2 separate regions of the Homo sapiens genome follow, and region 2 is linked to region 1. The links are chromatin loops, found by intact Hi-C in ENCODE. Cell type or tissue: GM12878. All regions are shown on one strand. Region 1 overlaps ITPR1 (inositol 1,4,5-trisphosphate receptor type 1). Region 2 has its middle 90 kb from the start of BHLHE40.

Region 1 (4,000 bases):
CAACTGGCACATGGGAGGCATCCCGGCTAAACAGACGAACATTTCACCCCATGAGGAAGCTCTGGGTTAAGGACATCAAAATCCATCTGCACCAGGCAGAGAGCATCCCCCTTCAGACCCCAGATACGTGTGCAGAATCTGATTTCGGACAAAGAGGCACATATTTGTCAGGGCATGTGTGTTATGCCCTAATGTTAGCTGGTACAAGTCCTAGAAGAAATTGGGAATTTACACGTGGGTGCTTACGGATACACTGTCACCCTCATGGTGACAGTGGTTGGGAAGAAGCTGCTACTACACAGATCTGTGCTGCCTTCCGGGCAGGTGTGGTTACAAACTGTTATTTGGCCTTGCAGGCCAGAGAAGACAGGTAATAAAGGTAATTCTTCCCTGTCTTAAAATATTTCTATTAGCTCTCATAACCCCTAATATAATGAGTACATCTGACACTAGTTAACAAATGTGACCCAAAGGAACAATGTATGCAGGCCAAGCCCTAATTTCCCATTACATTAAAAACACCCATGTTCACACCCCACATCCTGTACTTCCTGGCTTGACTTCATTTTAGGCCCTGGGTCTATGATACTTTGTATGCTTCTTTATGTACAGGACTTGAAAGCTGTTGGGTTTTTTTTCTTTTTTTGGACAGTGAGAGTGGTCTTATTTCTTCCCCTAGTTTAGGTCACAGCAGTTGAGTCAGGGTATCATGCTATCGCAGGGCACAAATTTCTATCATCATCCATAGATCACTGGATTAGTTGAAAAAGTCACTCAAATGCTGACCAGGAGCACATGAACTTCTGTTTATTTCGGACTTTCTGATAAATGGTGGCCAGGTACACAAGGTTGAATCTGTTAAAATTCACTCTAAAACACAATTTGTCAAAAGGAATTAAAAATAGCAGAAAAAAAGTCCATTTAAACCACACACCCAAATCGACTGTTAGTGTGGACTCTCAGTTCTAAATAGTAAAGAAAAAATAACTGCCATTCCCACAGGTTTCTGTGTTCCCATCTTTCCTAATGACCTTTCCTATGACATCCTTCATGCAATAAATACAGCTCAACCTTTCAGCCAAAACCCTGTAGTTCTAGGCTCTTTCATGATAATGATGAAGTGCTCGCTGCTGCGGATGGGCAGATAGAGGACAAATCTCAACATGCCCTGACATGGGAACAGTTAAAAAGGAAATGTGTCCAGAAAGGCTAACATGTTTTGAAATATACTTTAGAAACCTGATGCCTGCAAGCTCAATTGTTAAAACTGAATCATGGGATTCTCAGAGAACCTATGGAACCCCTACATAGAAGGGAGGGTTTTCTGGGTATACTTTAGAAGTCAACATCAGGAATGGTATATCAATTTCTCAAATATCCAAAAAAGGCCAGCTTGGAAATGCTGCAGGTTTAGCACCTAGAAGTCACGATTTTCATTCCGTTAAGCTGTTTGAGTAATAGAGAGTCCAAATGTCAGTGGGGCTTCCACATCAGTCACCTGCAGTCCCGCATTTGTACACAATACAGAGAAACTCAGCAGAGGCCCGCAGGCACATTTTTGGTTTGTGTAATTTTCCTTATTTTAAACCAACATTATTAACCACCCTTCTGCTAAATCAGTGACAAAAGAGAAAAAGGTATTTCCTTGATTAAGTAAAAATACATGTTTGTTTTTTTGGGTTTTTTTTTTTTGGTCCTAGATAGGCTTAGTTGTACTATTCTTCAACCGGCCCTTTTCCCTCAAATGGGGAAAAATCAGAAACCAGAGAGGGAATGGCGTTTCCACTGTTTCTCTCTTTGTGACTTTCAGAACCAAGGTATTTAGTACTCGATGCTGTTGGGATTCACTTCTTAGCTTGGAGCAAGGAATCTTCATTCTGTGTGACCTAACAGTTCAGAAGCTCCTATCCCCTCATGAGATACCTTACGTGGAAGAGAAAGGTTGGAGTTCTGCATCGTAGTCAGCACTAGCAACCTGGGTCATTCATTTAAAGAACTATCTTTAATATTTACTCTCATGACTAATTGCCCATGTGCATGTGCCAAGGCAAAACACAAAAGTGACTGTTTCCAAATGACTGTCTTCTGCTTTTAATTCCTACTTGCCTTCAGTTCTAACACAAGGTCCATCCTCTTCTTTCCCAAAGGATTGATATCATTGAGGATCAGGGCTGTGATGATGTCAATGCCATTGGATTCATGGGTGGCTATGCAGTTCTGAGCAAAGACACACACAGACATTCACACAAACGCTGGTCATAAATCAGACGTCAAAGGCCAACAGGCTGAACTGCTATTTCAACACAATGCTTACCACTCCCAGTAATGTCTCTAGGGGAGAGCTGCAAATTTTCCGTGAGAAAGTGGTAAGAATAAAAGACAGATGAAAATCTCTAGTTTCAGAATTAACAGTAAACAGTAGGAAAGTCCCCATGCACTGTAACTGATAAATTGGTTGTGTCTAATCCAAATCATGCAGCACAGTTGGCTTTTGTTCTTAAGGGAAAATATGGTGTATGACTGATTCTGGGTTCTGAACCCTTTTTCCCCTTTCAAGGTGTGTTCCATTCTCTCTAAAGCACTCTTTTTGTATTTTGTACTTTAGCTTAAGGCTTAAGCTTGGAAAGCAAGTTTCCTGTTTAAGGCACACAATATCAAAATTAATCATCTGCCCCCAGGTAACATCTCCGTTTGCAGCACAATCCACTCTGATCTGTTCCTTTCAACAGGCCCCTATTTGGCAGAGAAGCAAACTTGAGGTAATAAGGAAATTCACTTAGATGTCAAATAAAGCCTTTCCCCAAGCCTGTTGTATTTTTTTTGTTCCTTTTCATTTTAACTAGGACTACACCATCTGCTTCATGAGGGAACCGGGAGAAGAAAGTGCATCTCACAAAATGCTATTCTCACATTCACAGACAACTGAGACCAGGTTTTTAATAGACAATGAGTTGTCTCTCATAAACCGTTCTCCTCTGAATGAAGGGCCTGGCTCCCCAAGTCACACAAGTAACCTTCCCTGGCTGCTGGGTTTAGCACTGACCATTTGAAGCCTTGGTCGTCTCTCTCCAGTTAGGATGAAGCTATAATTTGGTATTAAAAAACATACTTGGCTGGGCGCGGTGGCTCAAGCCTGTAATCCCAGCACTTTGGCAAGCCGAGGTGGGTGGATCACGAGGTCAGAAGTTCAAGACCAGCCTGGCCAATATGGTGAAACCCCATCTCTACTAAAAAAATACAAAAATTAGCCAGGCATGATGGCATGCACCTGTAGTCCCAGCTACTAGGGAGGCTGAGGCAGAAGAATCGCTTGAATCCAGGAGGCAGTGAGCCGAGATTGCACCACTGCACTCCAGCCTGGGCAACAGAGTGAGACTCCGTCTCCAAAAACAAACAAACAAAACATCATACTCAACCTAGCACAATGCAAAAACTCACAAAATCCTTAAGATGCCATGTATAAGCAATGACTCTACTCAAGACAAGAAGTTATTGGGTTGTACTCCCAAAATATTCTTCTTTGAGAGACCAAAGTCAAGACTATCTCATCTTTCTTTCCCCTGAATGTCCATGATGTTTAAATCTCAACTATAAAAATGTCCTTATATTACTTTCAAGCTGTCTCACGTGTAGTAATTTTCTTCTCTCTAGCTAGGCTTAAACCCCCTTCCAGTAGTCACTCTTTGAAATCCCCTAGTATTTAAAATAGGTCACTGTCTTTTGGTTCTCATTTCACTCCTGCCTTATTGCCTACTCCTAGAAATCAAGTTAAATAGTTGGACATTCAAACCAAATCAAATGAAGCCAAACCTAGCCAAGGAAAGAGACCATGGACTGTCCCTCCAATGTCCTTCATTAGGAAGGTTCTGAAGTATCATGAAACACCATGGCTATTTCTCAACTGCTGGAAGACAGCCTCCTGTCCTACTGACTCCCTAGGCCAACAGGCACAGGCTTCGTGATTTCTGAACTAGTCTCTATCAACATTTCCAAAATGGGA
Region 2 (4,000 bases), 110 kb before region 1:
ACACTTGCAGGTTCCCATCATCATAACCTGGCAAAGCAGTCATAGCCTGGGAAAGCAGTACTTACGGAGGAAATTAAAGCTCTACCCAGAACTGAGAACATTTCCAAGGTCAGCTACAAAGAAGAAAGGTGGAAGCCCTTTTAGAAGACTCCCAGATTTGTAACCTGGGAGGATGCAGGATACAGGAGTGAGTTGTTCTGGGAGGGGAGCCTGGAGCTGGGAGAATACTGGTCTGTGTAGCCCTACGATGGAACAGCCTCATGGAATGGGAGTTTTCCGTCAGTGAGTGGCCATGTTGGAGGCTTGCGTCTCATTCTTGGACTCAAGTTGCTTGGCTCTGACTTTGGAAGAACAATTGATAGGGCGGGGAGGGACTAGAGGCTATAATCTCCTTTTCCTAACACCCCAAAGCCCCCTTACAGGCAAAAATTCTACCTGTAACATTTTCTTGGCTTAATTGGTAGTATCTATATTTATTGAAGAGCAATCAAGAGGCCTTCTGCATAACAATACAGTACTATTAATAATAAAAAGTAGAAAGGCCAATATATTTGTAGAACCAAGCCCTGTACTCATCCTTTACATAGATTCCCTTATATTTTTAATTTTTTATTTTTATTTTTTTCTTGAGACAGTCTCAGGCCGCCCAGGCTGGAGTGCAGTGGTACGACCTTGGCTCACTGCAGCCTGCACCTCCCGGGTTCAAGTGATTCTCCTGCCTCAGCTTCCTGATTAGCTGGGATTACAGGCGCCCACCACCACACCCAGCTAATTTTTGTATTTTTAGTAGAGACGGAGTTTCTCCATATTGGCTAGGCTGGTCTCAAACTCCTGACCTCAAATGATCTGCCCGCCTTGGCCTCCCAAAGTGCTGGAATTACAGGCGTGGGCCACCACACCCGGCCAGATTCCTTTATTTTAATCCTCACAGCAGCCCTATAAATTTAGTAGTACAATCATTTCAAATTGATAGATGAGGAAACGCAGGTTTAGGGAAATTAAATAACCCATTCATGGTCACATGGCAAAAGGCAGAGTCCGGATTTGAAAACAAGCACCTGACTTTGATGGTCATGCTTTTTACCACCGCCCTTATGAACATTCATGGTAAACGTAGATATTTTGAAATAAGGGTGAGGAAAGAGCTTAAAGTTGTTTTTATATATTAAATACTCTGTCCTATCGTTTTACATATTAATATATTTGGTTTAAAATGTATGTTTTACTTATACTGACAGAGCTCATGTCTATGAGACATATTGTAAACTCCATTCACAGGCATTTAATGCTTTTGCATTTAAGTGAGTGATGTACTCATATAGACATTGAAGTATAAGCAACCAATCAACTAGAATGTTTATTCTTCAGTGCTCCGAAGATTATTCTACTTGTGACTATAATTCTGTACTCAGTTTATAACATTCTTGCAGAGATGTCAGGATGTGTGTGTGCGTGTGTGTGTTTATTATGAATAATATGATTTCCTTGTGGCTGTGAATTTCATCCTCTCTGTGATTCCTGTGCCCTAACCATATTGCTAGGCAACACCAAGCAACACACATCCCACATTTTCCTAATTCCTTTTGATGTTTCACAAATGGACCTTTGCTTTTATCTGCAAGCAGAATAACACCAGTGGGTTTAGGATTTTGGCTTTTTAAATAATCAGGTGTCCGGTGAGATCAAAGCTAAGTGACCATAATTGTCAGAAACTGGCAGAAAAAAGGAAGAGCTGGCATGAAGCAAATGCACATATTTGTTTTAAGACTTTGGCTGATGATTCGTTAGTGAAGTCTAATGTGATTTCTACCATTCTGACTTTGTAGATGACATCAAGGACAGTGAGTAGGTTGGCTTCCTTCCAAGGACTTAAAGTCCTCCTAGGGCTTGGAGGGTAATTGCATATGAAATACTCTTTCTGATACTGGCAATGTTGCACACATATCATTTTCCAGATGAAAATCAGGTGCCCATCTCCTCTGTCAAAACAGAAACCAATATTTTCAGGTCAAGATCCAGAATCTGGCAGATGTAATGCACAGACATCACATCACAAGCTAAAGAGCATTTACAGTTGTCCTGCCTTCTATGTGTAGGGAAAGGTCAGAGAGAGGCCTCAGTGGGCATGGAGAATGCCAGAACTGGGCCTACAGTGGACAAGGGCTCAGCACTTCATCACCACAAAAAAAGATCATTTGGTTTTTCCCCATCCACTCAAGCCAAGCCACAGAGAACCACAGGAAGTAAGACTGACGAGTTTCCCCACTGCTAACTGACAGTATTTGAGAAGTTGTGCTGCCCAAGTTAGAAAGCCCCATGATGGCACTCTAAACTAACACTCAACCTGTGAAAGCAAATATGTTATAATACCTTACTTGCAGGCTTGGGGAAGAGAATATTTTTCCAGACGGGAGATGAAACGGAAATGGGGCCACTGGTAAGAAATGCACTTGTGGGAAAATATGATTGTATGAGTTATCTACGGCTGTGTGACAATCTCCTGCACCCCACCTCCCCCCAAAAAACCCTGTTATCAGTTTAAAACAATATTAAGCATTTACTACTTCACTCAGTTTCAATGGGCCAGAAATGGAGGAGTGATGCAGCTTGGTGGTTCTGTCTCAGGATCTCTTATGAGATTGCAGTCCAGATGTCAGCCCTGGCTGCAGTCAACTGAAGGCTTGCCTGGGACTGGAGGAGCCACTTTCAACAGGGTTTACTCACGTAACTGGCAAGTCAGTGCTGGTGATTGGCAGGAGGACTCAGTTGCTCACCATGTGGCCCCCGAGCATCCTCGTAACATGGCAGCTGGCTTCCCCAGAGCAGACAAGCCAAGAGAGAACAAGGCAGAAGCCACAATATCTTTGACAGCCTAGTGTTGGAAGCCACGCTCCATCATTCCCACAATATCCTATGGGTTCTACAGGTGAGCCCTACTCAGTGTGGGAGGAAACTACATAAAGGCATGAATACCAGGAAGGGAGAGTCGCCAAGGGCTCTTTTGAAGGCCAGCTGCAATAATGATGGAGACATTTCTGTGCATACGATACTGAGAAGCAATTCGTGTATTGGTTGGGTGATGGATGGCACTCTTGTCATGGGTCCCAATGCAAGCTGCAAGCCAGTGCCTGCATTGGAATCATCTGGGAGCACTTTTTAAAGCACTGGTTTCCCTGGACCCTTCCCTGGACATTCTGATTAAGTCAAGGATGATGCCCAGGTTTGGGAACTACTGGATTAGATGATCTCTAAGATCAAGTCCAACCTTAACAGTGTTCCTCAAACTTACCTGATCATAGGTATTACCCAGGGAATTTATTAAAAATACAGATTTTTTTAGGCCCCACTTCCAGCTTCATGAATCAGAACATCCAGGGATGGGTCTGAAAATCTGTGTATTTATTTATTTATTTACTTAAGAGACAGAGTCTTGCCAGGCTGGAGTACAGTGGCACCATCATACCTCACTGCAGCCTTGAATTCCTGGGCCCAGGCGATCCTCCCATCCTGTCTTCCTAAATAACTGGGATTACAGGCATGTGTCACCACACCTGGCTAATTTTTAAAATTTTGTTGTTGTTGAGATGGAATCTTGCTATGTTGCTCAAGCTGGTCTTGAATTCTTGGGCTCAAGTGATCCTCCCACTTTGGCCTCCCAAAGCACTGGGATTACAGGCATGAACCACTGTGCCCAGCCTGTGATTTTGTTTAATTTTTAAATTTTTTGACCAGGTCATACATTTAAAATGATGGGAAATTCCAAAAGGTATAAAAGAGTGTCATTATAAAGTCTCTATCCCAACTTTGTTCTCTCAGTATCCCAATTCACCTACCTGGAGGTGCTCAATGTTGTTGGTTTCTTGTGTATTCTTCCAGCAATATATGAATATATAAGATATATAAAGTAAATATATTTATTTTAAATGAGAGAGAGAGTGTGTTTGTGTGTGTATTTTTCTTTTTTTTTTTTTTTTAACTCAAGGCAAATCTAAAGGGTATG

What was found. Hi-C counts contacts between places; a loop is a spot of excess contacts. Peaks named below come from ENCODE experiments on the same cell type or tissue, not always from the same donor. Only the 100,000 strongest peaks of a DNase experiment are listed, where the experiment ranks them.
Region 2: a loop joins it to region 1, with 4 times the contacts of the local background. A loop is called at or near these places in 1 of 110 quality-filtered maps.

The regions. Positions count from the first base shown.
Region 1 is chr3:4,775,481-4,779,480 of GRCh38, reverse strand. It overlaps ITPR1 (inositol 1,4,5-trisphosphate receptor type 1), which reads right to left. Exons shown (of 62, transcript NM_001378452.1): 48 at 2,107-2,217. Among named protein-coding and RNA genes, the nearest start is that of EGOT, 26 kb to the right of the region's middle. RefSeq lists an enhancer at 2,768-2,837. In GM12878, no CTCF peak of the experiment used is centred here; DNase peaks (open chromatin) are centred at 2,370 and 2,870; H3K27ac peaks cover 3,817 bases.
Region 2 is chr3:4,887,636-4,891,635 of GRCh38, reverse strand. No RefSeq gene overlaps it. Among named protein-coding and RNA genes, the nearest start is that of BHLHE40, 90 kb to the left of the region's middle. In GM12878, a CTCF peak has its summit at 2,296; a DNase peak (open chromatin) is centred at 2,265; H3K27ac peaks cover 1,185 bases.